3 separate regions of the Homo sapiens genome follow, and all the other regions are linked to region 3. Evidence: chromatin contacts called from ENCODE Hi-C or POLR2A ChIA-PET data. All regions are on one chromosome and are shown on one strand. Each heading gives the region's core, a stretch centred on a gene start or an enhancer-like site at or near the end of the contact. The rest is flanking DNA. Distances are from core to core; before and after follow the strand shown.

Region 1 (4,330 bases), core at 269-2,768, 100 kb after region 3:
CTTTGAATATTCATGAGGTGCTCTCAATCAGAAGCCCTAAGTCTGAGACCAGAAACTTAAGCCAGAAAAAACTAAATACTGTGAGATTCAGATAACTCGGTCCTTTGCCAACTAGAACTTCAAAGAGAAGAGGAATAGCTTAGGTGCAGAGTAAGCCTCCTGAAAAGATGACAAAATCAGCTTAATGCAGAATCGTGGGGTTCCCACCCAACCTAAAGATGGATCGTCAAAATAGCCCAGGAGCTGATAATCCTAGACTCTGTTGACACACAGGACACATAGTTTAGCCTCTCTTGTGATTTACTTGTCCTTCTGTCTGGCGGAAACCATGGAGATTACACTTGTCCTTATTTGAATTCTGGACTTCATTTTTCATGAATGAAGTGATTCAAAAAATACAGCTGGGTCTAAGCATGAATTCTAACTTTCAAAAATCACAGATCTTAAAAAGTCTGTATTGAACTGGGTGCAGTAACTCATGCCTGTAATTCCAGCATGTTAGGAGGCTGAGGCAGGAGGGCCACTTGAGCCCTGGAGTTCAAGACCAGCCTGGGCAACAGAGTGAGATCCCATCTCTACAAAAGACTTTTTGAAAAATTAGGTGTGGTGGCACATGCTTGTAGCCCTAGGTGCTCAGGAGGCTAAGGTGGAAGGATCACTTGAGCCCAGGAGTTGGAGGCTGCAGTGAGCTATGATTGCACTACTGCACTCCAGCCTGGGCAACAGAGCAAGATCCTGTCTCAAAAAAAAAAAAAAAAAAAGTCTGTATATACTCATGCAGGGCCAACTTGTATCACCAGTAAATACTTCCTCTGTCTCCTTGTCCATCCTCAAAGCTAAAGAGACCTTGGAGAATACTGGGTCCTAATAGCTGACTTTACAGCAGGAGAAACAGCAAGGAGACTTCCTAAAGGTCCAAGGATGGGAGCTACTCTAGTTAAATGACATTTCGCTATCCTGCTGCCTTAAGGGTGGCTCCAGCCATTGCTCTTGACCTCACAGCCACCCACTGGGCCACTCCACCTCCATCTCTCACCTGACTTGCTACAGTGGTCTCCCAAAAGGTCTCCCCACTCAGTCCCTGCCCACCTTCCGCCTGTTCTCATTGGGGAGGCCAGAGTGACCCCGTTAAAACGTGAGACCTTTCATGTCGAGCCTCAGCTCAGGACTCGCCGTGGCCCCCCTCACATTTTGTCTTTGCAAGCACAAGTAACTAAGACAAAACAAAAAGGAAATGCACTAGAGAGACCAAATATAGCAAATGTTTTTTTCTTTTCCCTAAGAGTCATTATTTTATTTCTTTTGAGTCCGCCCTAAGATTTACAGCTCTAAAGCAGGCGAGAGTGGGGAGTTCATTTCCACAGTCACCATGAGGTCCACTCAAGAGACCATCTCTCCTGACACCGTCTCTCATTTGAAGGTAAATTAGCTGGCCGTGTTCAGCTGGCCCATAACATGAAGCAACTGCTATTCCTACCTGTTTGTACCTGTGCAAAAAATGAGATGTCAATTCCAGAACACAAATGTTCCAGATTAGCCTCAGGGAAGAGAAAGAAAATGCAAAACAGGTGATTTCATAAAGCAGGGTGTAGGCTTGCCCTGGGGAGTGGCGGCTCTAGGCACCCAGCAGAGAGCCAACAGGAAGTGAAGTGCCTCACCCTAGATGTGAGTCACTAAGGGAGGCAGCTCAGTGCCACAGAGAGCCCTGGATCCGAGAAAGCCTGCAAGCTAATTGATCTGTTTCCCTAAGAAAAGCCCTGCCTGGCTAAGCCTCAGTGTCTTTTGTCCTAATAAGGGGATGATAATCTACTCAAGAGTTCTGTGCAATTTTTATTTTTATTTTTATTATATTTATGTGTATATATATGTATATATGTATATGTGTGTGTATATATATATAGATATACATATATATTGATATACATATATATAGATAGATAGATATACATATATATATATATATATTTTTTTTTTTTTTTTTTTTTTTGAAACAGTCTCGCTCTGTTGCCCAGGCTGGAGTGCAGTGGCATGATCTCGGCTCACTGCAACCTCCGCCTCCCGGGTTCAAACAATTCTCCTGCCTCAGCCTCCCAAGTAGCTGGTATTACAGAAGCCCACCACAGTAGCCCAGCTAATTTTTTGTATTTTTAGTAGAGACAAGGTTTCACCATGTTGGCCAGGCTGGTTTTGAACTCCTGACTTCAAGGGATCCGCCCACCTCGGCCTCCCAAAGTGCTGGGATTACAGGTGTGAGCCACCGTGTATGGCCTATTTTTATTTTTCAATGTATTATTATTTTAGAGATGTGGTCTTGCTCTGTCACCCAGGCTGGAACGCAGTGGTGCAATCATAGCTCACTGCAGCCTCGAACTCCTGGGCTTAAGCAAGCCTCCCCCACCTCAGCCTCCCAAAATTTGGGGATTACAAGTGTGAGCCACTGTGCCTGGCAGAGGGACAAGTTCTGTGCAATTTAAATGAAAATAGCTATTAGATCACTTTGTGTACTGGACAGTTTTCTATGAATAAATTTTTCATTGACATAAAACCATGAAGCCATAGAGTTGTGCCAGCCCTTCGGATCTGAGGGGGGTTGTGTCCTTATTCCTGACTTGGGGCTGTTTCCTGGTCCCATCCAGAACAGCCTACACAGAAAGTGAATTGTGAAATAGATTAAAGGCTGCCTGGAGCCTTCCCTAAGTGCATTTGCTGTGCTGGGCAGAGCACTGCTAGAACCTGGGAAGCCAATTGTGCATGCGGGGAACACCAGGCCTGGGTGGGACTGAGCTTGGACCTCCTGGTTGGACCTGCCCGCTTTTTTTTTTTTTTTTTAATAGCTTCATTCAAGATCACAGACCCAGAATGGGAAGAGCTATGGGATTTATGTAAATCCCTTCCAACCAGAAACTTATGTAATTCCAGGATTCTAAGTGAGGCTGGATTTCTGTGGGTAGTGGGTGTGAGAGAATGGGTACCCCTGTTTAACAAGGGGTAGGGGCCTTCTGAGACTGTTTCCTCTACAGAGTAAGGGTTCGTTCAGCCTTTTCCGTGGCCTGCCAAGAACTCAACTCCATGTTCCCTCACTTCCTGTAATTGACCTTGTCCAGGACTTTCTGACCTTGGAGAATTCACCTTTGCTCTTTCTGCTGCTTCGTGCATTCTTCCACCAAATGTCTAACTGACTGGCTCCTCTCCAAACTCAAGGCTTTGCCAAATGCCACCAGCTCAGGGAGGCCTTTCCTGGCCATGACACTTGAAGTTGCAACACTCCCCCGCAGTCTCCCGTGCCCCAGATGTAAGTTCCATGAGGGCAAGCCCTGTGCTTTTACCACCATATCCCCAGCATCTTGAGCTGTGCCTGGCCCAAGAAATATTTGTTGAATGAATGAATTTAAAGGGATATCATGAAGGCTTACACATCCTCAATGGTTTACAGGTTATAATGTGCTTCGCTACACATTTTTCTCATTTGCCCTCATTTTGATGTCTCTGTAGGGTGACAGCCTTTGGGACAGGTAAGGCAGTTGTTTTCCCAATTCGATGGTTAAGGAGCGGAGACCCAGAGACGTTAAGTGACTTCTGAGTGGAGATTTGTATCTCCCCGTGGATGTCTGTTAATGAACTTGAATGCAGCATGCCCAAAAATAAAGTCCTATCTTCCCCACATCAGGTAACAACAGCTTCATTCATCTAGTCACTCAGGCCAAAAGTCTTGGTGTCATCTTGATTGCTGTCTCCCCAACCCTGCGTTTGGACACCCAGACCCAGAGAACAGTAAGATCTGTACTCAGAGGTTTCCTGGCTCCAGCCATTGCTCTCGACCTCACAGCTACCCATTGGGCCAAGCCACCTCCAGCTCTCACCTGACTTGCTGCAGTGGTCTCCCAAGAGGTCTCTCCACTCAGTCCCTGCCACCTTCAGCCTGTTCTCAGTGGAGGGGGCCAGAGTGACCCTGTTAAAACATGAGACCTTTCACGTCCAACCTCAGCTCAGACTTCCCCATGGTTCCTATCACACTCAGGGTCAAAGTGAGAGTCCCTAAGATGACACACAAGTAGGGAGAATGCCCTTCTCGGCTGGACTGGGACAGCTCCAGGGTATCCCTATTGTCCTTGTACAATACTTGCAATGACCAATGGCTCCCCTGTCCACTTTCTGAAGTATCCTGGTGTGGAGAATAAATGATTTGATTCCCCTCGCCACAAGCCCTGGACAGGTCAACCGTCTGCCCCTCTGACATCATTTCAATCACCCTCCCCTTCCTTCCTTCACTGCAGGCACACTGGCCTCCCCAGCTCTCCTCAGTACTGCCAGGCATGCTCCTGCCTTGGGC
Region 2 (4,170 bases), core at 1,235-3,734, 65 kb before region 3:
TCAGGTGCTGTGTGTACTCCAACAGGTATTCTACAATCCGAGCTGTTCATCAGTTGTTAAATTACTGTGATTTGAGTCCCTTCAAAGTGAGATCCATTGGCAGCAGGAACTGTTATATAGTATTATGTGTGTGTTTAAGGGCAGAGGGATGGTGTTATCTAACTGTCCTGTCCCAGTTTGCAGGCATGGAAGGAGTTCCTAGGATGTGTGACTTTCAATTTTAAAACTGAGAAAGGCCTGGACAAACCAGGATGAGTTGTCAACCTGCATGGGGGCAATGGATTTGGCCATGAACTTCATCATTTCAAAGTATTAAGTTGTTGGCATTCTGAATGCCCCTGAACCTATTTTGCATCGTAGAGTGGACTTGTTCCCCAGTGACCCATGTCCACCCCTAGTGGACTCGATCAACTCCTGACACACCCCTACTAGGAACACGAAAATGGTTGTAGAATGTGTTTCATTGTCCTCATCCACAGATACAGACACTTTGGTGACTCTGTGTTCTATCTGAATGGGGGCTGAGACTACAGGATACCCCATCCCATTTCTGTCCTCTGTCCTTCATCCAAGGTGTCACCATTTGTATCTATCAGGAAGGAGGCTTTGCAGCTAAAATTTAAAATAATAAGAAGAATATATTTCCGAGCCAGAGATTAGATGCCTACATATCTCTTTTGGCCTCAGCATTCTGTGGTCTTCTATGGAGAAAGGCTAATTTTCTGAAGGCTTTGAATGGAATGAAAACTGCCTGTTCAAATGGTTCTGAGGATACTGAGAGACGCTCAGTGTGTGGTCTTTTTATTTTTAGTAATAGTGTTGGAAAAAATCAGGTTATGTTTACGCTGAGTGTGTGGGGGGCGCTGGTGAGATTGTGTAGTCTAGAAAAGGCTAGAATTATAAATTATTATAAACGTTGGCCATGTGGGGAAATTCTTATACCAAAAATACTGCAATGTATGTCAGCCTATAGATTTTCATGTAGTTTCTTGTCCAAAACTGTATATGAGAGCAGAAATGATTGATTATGTTATGTTCAATGTATACCTAATATCTAGTGCTGATACATAAATAAACCCATCATTTGTGACAAGGGTCTTTTGTCCGCATTTAATTTTATTTTGTTACTTTTTATTTATTTATTTATTTTTCAGCCAGGGTCCTGCTATGTCGCCCAGGCTGGTCTCAAATTTCCGGACTCAAGCGATTCCCCCACCTCAGCCTCCTGAGTAGCTGGGACTGGAGGTGTGCACCACCACACCCAGCTTAATTTTATTTTTATGGCCAAATATGACACAGGTGAAAGCCATTACCCAGACCTTCAAAGGAGTGTCACGATGGGGTTGGCAATGAGGACAAGGGGTGATGAGGAAAATACATTGCTGGAAATCAAGTTGATAATAGGTTTGGTGGAAGATCTAAGAAATGTAGTGTGGAACCTCTGAGGTAGGGAAACTGGGAATTCTTTTCTTTAGAATATACATGTATATTGGCATGTATGTAGAATATGCATGTCTGGAACTCCAGAATACAATCTGGGCTGCAGCCATCAGTGTACAGGTTAAAGGTTCTTAGGCTTTCTCTGTTCACGGCATTCCTGTAGACTAAAAGAAACAGCTAACAGCTCCGTTTATTAAGTAGTAAAGCCCAAACAACTTAGTAATTATTTATGACCTAACAATTTAGTGGCCAATTGAAAATACAATCACATCAATTCAAAAGAAAAGATGTATTTTTTCATTTTTAGGTGATGGCTGGTTTTATGCATCAACGTGCGTAGGGCATGGGGCCTAGATATTTGGTCAAACCCCTGACTGGGTATTGCTGTGAAGGTTTGTTTTTTAGATGAGATTAACATTTAAATAGGTAAGTTTTCTGGGTGCAGTGGCTCATGCCTGCAATCCCAGCACTTTGGGAAGCGGAGGCAGGAAGATCACTTGAGGCTAGGAGTTTGAGACCACCCTGGGCAATATAGCAGAACCTGTCTCTAAATAATTAGATAGATAATTAGATAGAGATAGATTAGATTAGAGAGGTAGGTAGGTAGGTAGATGATAGATAGATGGATAGATAGATAGATGGATAGATGGATGTATAGATAGATGAATAGGTAGGTAGATAGATAGATAGACAGATAGACAGACAGACAGACTGATTGAGTAAAGCAGATTATCTTCTATACTGTGGAAGGCCTCATTCAATAAGTTGAAGGCCACAAGAGAAAACAGACTGAAACAGGCTGAGGTTTCCTTGAGGAGGAGGGAATTCTGCCTCTAGACTGTCCTTGAACTTGAGCTGCAGCATCAACTCTACCTTAGGTCTCCATCCTGCTGACCTTCCCAGCAGATTGTGGATTTGCCATCCCCCACAATCATGTTAGTCAGTTCCTTAAAATCATCACTCTCTCTCTTTCTGGTTTTCTCTTGAATACACACGTATACGCACACCTCCCCCTCTCTTATCTGGAGAACTCCGCCTTCTACAATTACCAGTGGGATGTGTGCACCTGTTGGGCACCGCACAACTCCCCTGACCTTGGAATCAGATTGGACAACATTTCCTATTCCGCTTTGATTTTTCTGCAGTACTGGCATTTTAATCCCAGCAACCTCTGAAAACCTCATGTTGCAAAAATGACATCAACAAGAAGAATGCTTATGATCTAATGTTGAAACTGTGAACTACCTGAAGTGAATCATTAGCCCAGTGTGTAACAAGTATTGCTGTGTTTCCCTCAAAAAGTTAAAATATCCCTCAGTGCCTCTGTGAGTTCGCTGTGGCATCCCATCCAGGACACCTGGGTGCACGGTTTGGGAGCTGCAGGTAGAGTGGCAGCAGTAGTCATGGGAGTGGATGAGTTCAGGTGGAGGGCACAGGAGGTGGAGACAGCAGAGAAGAGCTTCACAGAGAACATCTAGGAGGGACAGCTGAAGAAGCGCTTTGGGGCCGGGCGTGGTGGCTCACGCCTGTAATCCCAACACTTTGGGAGGCCGAGGCGGGCAGATCACCTGAGGTCAGGAGTTCGAGACCAGTGTGGCCAACATGGCGAAACACCGTCTCTACTAAAAATACAAAAATTAGCTAGGTGTGGTGGTGCATGTCTAATCCCAGCTACTCAGGAGGCTGAGGCATGAGAATCCCTTGAACCCAGGAGGCAGAGGTTGCAGTGAGCTGAAATCATGCCACTACACTCCAGCCTGGGTGACAGAGCGAGACGTTGTCTCAAAAAAAAAAAAAAAAAAAAAAAAAAAAAAGGCAGGGGATGGCTTTGGAAAGGAGATTCTAAAGGGAGACTAGAGACACAGGGAAAAATTGATGTACTGTCTGTGAACAGCAAGGAAAATATGATTACACCTAAGAGATGAAATTGGCATAGGCGAGAAGTCAGAAAAATAATCTATACAGCTTGCATGGTTGGGGAGTTAGGAGAGGCCAAGGCCACGTGCACGTAGAGCAAGAGGTAGAAGAGGCCCGGGGGCTAGAGCGCACCCTGGTGGATAGTGTGAGAATTTCACACTGGCTCAAGCCTTGAAGACCACCCCAGGGGTGCGCCTTAGCAACGCACTTATGCAAGACCCCAACAACTGGCCCTTGAAAGGAGCTTTTCACTGGTGGGGTGTGGCCCTGCTTGTATTCAGAACCATAGTTTTAACAAGCCAGCATTAAATCCACAAGTCTTTGCCAAAGCACTTTAAGCCTCTTGACATTTATTGGAATTAATTTACCTGCAAGGAAGTTCATATATCTAGCTTTGTTAACCCTACATTCGGGAAAATGTTTCCATGAGATAACTAAAACCCGCATGAATGATACAATACTGTGACAAAACCCAAAGGTGGCATAATTAGCATATAAAACTCCCAAATTTTTTTTGCAATTACCATCGTCTAGTAACTGGTTGTTTCATTAGGTAAAAGTGGATGGAATCAGTGGAATTATATGTATGATATGAAATGCTCTTTGGCATCTATTAAATTTTTATTTTGAAGAAAAAATAAAGGACAAGGAAAGCATCCTATTCCAAGACTCCAAGGAGATTATATTTTTAATTCCACACCACAGAAAATGCAAACAAATTTCTAATTACACTTCATGCATGGAGATCTGTAGAGGAAAAATAAATTGGTACCCATCCACCCAAAAGCCACAAATCAGACATAGAATGGCTAA
Region 3 (4,520 bases), core at 1,764-4,263:
AGTCCCATCTGTTGTGAAAGCACTGTTAGAATTTGTCGGGCAAAAGGAATTGTTTTGCTGTCACTTTCTTATAATGTGGCTTGTCCTCAACTCCCTGTTCAAAATGCACCACATAAGTCAAACAATAAAAATCTTAATGGAGACCAGGTGCAGCGGGTCACGCCTATAATCCTAGCACTTTGGGAGGCCGAGGCAGGCGGATCACCTGAGGTCAGGAGTTCAAGAGTACTCAAAGTACTCAAAGCCTGGCCATCATGGTGAAACCCCATCTCTGCTAAAAAACACAAAAACTAGCCAGGCATGTTGGGGCACACCTGTAGTCCCAGTTATTCAGGAGGCTGAGGCACAAGAATTGCTTGAAAACCGGAGGTGGAGGTTGTAGTGAGCCGATCTCACACCACTGCACTCTGGCAATAAATAAATAAATAAATAAATAAATAAATAAATAAATACAATGGAACACTTAAGGGCAATGTTATTTTCCGGTAATTTTCACAACTGATACTTTGACCCACTGGGTCTTTAGTTTTCCCTATCTAACCCTTGTGATGGACTGTTACCCCTTGCCATATTATTTTTCCAGATTAATAGAAATGGCATTGGACATATTTTCCACACGATTAATAATAGTCTATTTTCCCACTTTCTTTAAAATGCCTTTTGCAGACAAGGAGCCCCAAACTGTCTCACAGTCCTCAACCACCCAGTCTGGGTGACCCGGTCGAGCATTTATCAGAGACGTCCGCTGATTCTTTGGAAGCCATGTCTGAGGGGGATGCTCCAACCCCTTTTTCCAGAGGCAGCCGGACTCGTGCGAGCCTTCCTGTGGTGAGGTCAACCAACCAGACGAAAGAAAGATCTCTGGGTAAGCTTTAGAAGGCAGTTTCTGATGCCCCTTTCTTACTGAATGCGTTTGTTGTTATACTACTGAACCTATACTCTTTCATTCAACATTAATTTGATCTTGATTTGCAAATACTCTAGTACTGGGAAACTTCATTGGTTTAATATCAAGCATTGAGGATTTGCCTGCTGGGTAATCAGGTCAAGTGCAAGCTGATTTTGAGGCTGGGCACTTTCAGAAGTGGTTGGGATTAGCAATTCAAGCCAAGAGGCTAGTAGTATTTTACCTATGTTCCTGCTACTATACAGCAGGAGTCCCCAGTCCCCAGGCCATGGACCAGTACCAGTCTGTGGCCTGTTAGGAAACAGACCACACAGCAAGAGGTGAGCAGAGGATGAGCAAGCATTACCGCCTGAGCTCCGCCTCCTGTCAGATCAGCTGTGGCATCCGCTTCTCATAGGAGCTGAACCCTATTATGAACTGCATGAGTGAGGGATCTAGGTTGCATGCTCCTTATGAGAATCTAACTAATGCCTGATGATCCGAGATGGAGCAGTTTCATTCCGAAACCATCTGCCATCCATGGAAAAACTGTCTTTCATGAAACCAGTCCCTGGTGCCAAAAAAAATTAGGGACCAGTGCTCTATAGGAAATTGTGAGGAACTGACCGTAGAATGATCCTCTTCTCACCTTGCAACCCTCCTCTCCAGTCCCAGAGGCCAGGACAGTTGGCATTTGTACCCAGTGGTGTGGGTTTCCACCAGCCCTGCTGCACCTGTCTGGTAGTCCAGTGGAGGAGATGACAAAAAGGGACAATGTGGCTAACATCTGCATGACTGTTCATAAGAACCATAAACACGAGGCTGTTCCCACTACCACGTGAAAGGATAGAGGGGCTTGGTGTGTGTAGGGCACAGCTTTTCTGAAAGGCAGAAGGATTCTTTTTATGATTTTACCACGTATCATTTCCTTTTTTTTTTTTTTGTATTGGAAGTTTACTTTCTATCTTGCTTTGCTTTTTTAATTGCTTTTTTTGGCGCTTTAACAAAATGGACAAGTCGTGAGGATTTAGACCTCTCTGTCAAGGGGGCAGATGTTTCTTATGCTTCATTGCCATGTTAAGGTTCTGATTTGGGTACTTGTGTTTGCAAACAGATGGGCTTGGGGATAAGAGGGGACAGGAAAAGAGTCAACATGCAAAAGCCTTCAGAGTCTAGCACGTGCAAAAGACAGCTGAACTCTGCCATGTAAAACTGAGCAAATGCCTTGCTGGGAGAAGAAAGAAAAAGATTGATGTGAGAGAAGGTACCCTGATTTTAGTTCCTTTGCTGCAGATAATGACCCAAGCAGACTGAATTCAGACATTGTCCTAGCTGTCCTAAAAAAAAACCCTACAACTTTGTTATTATTTGTATTATCAATATTAATATTTAACATTAAATTTTGTGTCAAATTAAATTTTGATCAAATTAAGATCAAATTAAAATTTGATCTTAGGTTAGTAATCTAGGATCCTCATTGTATAAATGAGAGAAGACCACAGAAAATGTGCTTTTTGTTTATGTGTGTGTTTGCTTGTTTGAGCTCACACACTTAATTAAGTGGCAGCAGTGGGAAGTCCAGGGCTCCAGTTCCCATTAACATGATCTTACAAATGAAGGGACAAGGACACACAGGGGAGGGACACACCCAAGGAGCATCATGGGCCAAGACAGTGTCAAGATGACACAGGCTTCCACACCGTCACCAGGCTGGGGCTTTCTGTGTGGATTCAAGAAATTTGTGGTTTTTCTTTTCTTTTTTTTTTTTTTTTTTCTTGAGACAGAGTTTTGCTCTGTCACCCAGGCTGGAGTGCAATGGCATGATCATGATTCACTACAGCCTCGACTTCCCACGTTCAAGGGATCCTCCCATCTCAGCCTTCAGAGTAGATGGGACTACAGGCACGCACCCAGGCGCCTGGCTAATTTTTTATTTTTTGTAGAGATGGGGTCTCACTATGTTGCCCAGGCTGGTCTGGAATTCCTGGACTCAAGTAATCCTCCCACCTTAACCTCACAAAATGCTGGGATTATAGGCATGAGCCAGCATGTCTGGCCTGAAACTTGTGCTTTCTTAACTCCACTCACACTTAGGAGCCAGGCAAGGAATGGGATTTCTCCTTTGTGCTTGGAGGAAATGAGCTCAGGTCTCTGTAAAGATAACCTCAGCTCTGCAAACCAAAACGAAGATAAGAATAAATGCCTGTCCGCCTTCCCCCATACCTGGGGGAACTTTGACTCTGTCGGATAATGGATCTTTTGTCTTAAAGGAAGGAATTTCCTCTGCAGCCAAGAACGGTTGGCAGTGCAGGTTGAGACTTGCTGGGTTCAGGAACCAAGCCTTGGGGCAGAGAGGCTGCAGGAGCTGGGGCCGGCTTGCCCAAGGAATGGCTGAGGGTGGCGGGTGTTTTCGCACGGGGTGGCCACGCTTCTGCAAATTGCTCCATTTTACTCAGCATCCTTTGCTGTAGAGTGCCGGTGTGCTGTCACAGCAGGCTGAAAAATGCATCTGACCTGTTTATTCTGCCCTCCCTGTGAGGGGCTTTTTGGCCTGCCATTTTTCACTACTCCTGGATAGAAACAAAGGAACACAGTAAGAGGAGAGGAGAGAAATGAGAAGTTTCTTGCCAAAGCCAAGGGAAGCTCTGGTTCCAGAAAATGAGGCTGGCACTGGGCCAGCTGGGTTGATGTTGCCCTTGACCGCCTCTTTGTGGCCGATTGGGGAATGTCCCCCCAGCCGCACCTGGCCCTTATGGCGTAATCCAGTTGAGCCTGGACGGGAAATAAAAAGGAAAATGTGACTCACAGCAAGTGCAAATGCAGTCTCCCTCCCAGGGGCCTTGCTCAGCTTAGTCTTTGGGAAACTCCCCGCCTGCCTGGCCTTATTTAACACACAGACGCACGGGTTCCTGGGATAAACAGTGCTCCCCAGAGAGCCCCGGCCATGAGCAGGGTGTCTACCAGCACCTGGGTGGCCCAGAAGCACAGCTGCAACTCCATGGGGCCTCAGATATGCCGACTGGATACTTTGAGCTGTAACCCCCCTGGAAACCCGCTGTTGATGCCATCTGGAAGCCCTGGGTGTCTTTTGGCATCTGTATGTTGTCACTTTATCTCAATCCATAGAGTTTTAAGTTCTCTCATGAAGCCCTGTTGATCTTGCCTTTATTTAAAATTTTGATGGTTTATCATGAATTTTTTTTATCATTTTATTTTTTAGGAGCAATTTTTTAGGTTTGTAACAAGATCGAGCAGAAAGTACAGACAGTTCCCATACACCCTTGGCCTCCACGCATGAACAGCCTCCCCCATGATCAGCATACCCTACTAGAGTGGTACGTTTGTTACGATCAATGAAATGAGACCGACACATTGATATCACCCAGAGTCCATAGTTTACACTGGGGTTCACTCTTGCTGTTGTACATTCCATGGATTTGGACAAAGAGGCTGTCAAGGGCAACATCAACCCAGCTGGCTCAGTGTCGCCCAGGCTGGAGTGCAGTGGAACGATCTCGGCTCACCGCAATCTCTGTCTCCCGGGTTCACGCCATTCTCCTGCCTCAGCCTCCTGAGTAGCTGGGACGCAGGTGCCTGCCACCATGCCTGGCTAATTTTTTAGTATTTTTAGTAG

The links. A loop is a pair of places that touch in the nucleus more often than their neighbours do. ChIA-PET counts read pairs that join two places held with the same protein, here RNA polymerase II (POLR2A). Pooled maps may share reads with other maps.
Region 1: a loop to region 3 is called in a pooled map, with 5 times the contacts of the local background. The contact joins two enhancer-like sites. A Hi-C loop is called at or near these places in 5 of 50 pooled maps. POLR2A ChIA-PET finds 5 or more read pairs at or near these places in 2 of 52 experiments (AG04450 and MCF 10A).
Region 2: a map with no recorded cell type shows a loop between it and region 3 (3-fold over the local background). The contact joins two enhancer-like sites. A Hi-C loop is called at or near these places in 6 of 37 single-sample maps with no recorded cell type and 4 of 50 pooled maps. POLR2A ChIA-PET finds 5 or more read pairs at or near these places in 2 of 52 experiments (MCF 10A and WTC11).

The regions. Positions count from the first base shown.
Region 1 is chr10:24,482,278-24,486,607 of GRCh38, forward strand. The region is part of intron 6 of KIAA1217; the gene reads left to right. Among named protein-coding and RNA genes, the nearest start is that of MIR603, 210 kb to the left of the region's middle. Within about 2 kb of position 1,519, at least 15 of the 41 ENCODE cell types and tissues checked have a DNase peak (open chromatin) inside an H3K27ac peak, as active enhancers do.
Region 2 is chr10:24,316,152-24,320,321 of GRCh38, forward strand. The region is part of intron 2 of KIAA1217; the gene reads left to right. Among named protein-coding and RNA genes, the nearest start is that of MIR603, 43 kb to the left of the region's middle. Within about 2 kb of position 2,485, at least 3 of the 41 ENCODE cell types and tissues checked have a DNase peak (open chromatin) inside an H3K27ac peak, as active enhancers do.
Region 3 is chr10:24,380,203-24,384,722 of GRCh38, forward strand. KIAA1217 reads left to right here. Exons shown (of 21, transcript NM_019590.5): 3 at 667-865. Among named protein-coding and RNA genes, the nearest start is that of MIR603, 110 kb to the left of the region's middle. RefSeq lists a silencer at 741-937 and enhancers at 2,846-4,045, 3,143-3,222, 3,373-3,532. Within about 2 kb of position 3,014, at least 21 of the 41 ENCODE cell types and tissues checked have a DNase peak (open chromatin) inside an H3K27ac peak, as active enhancers do.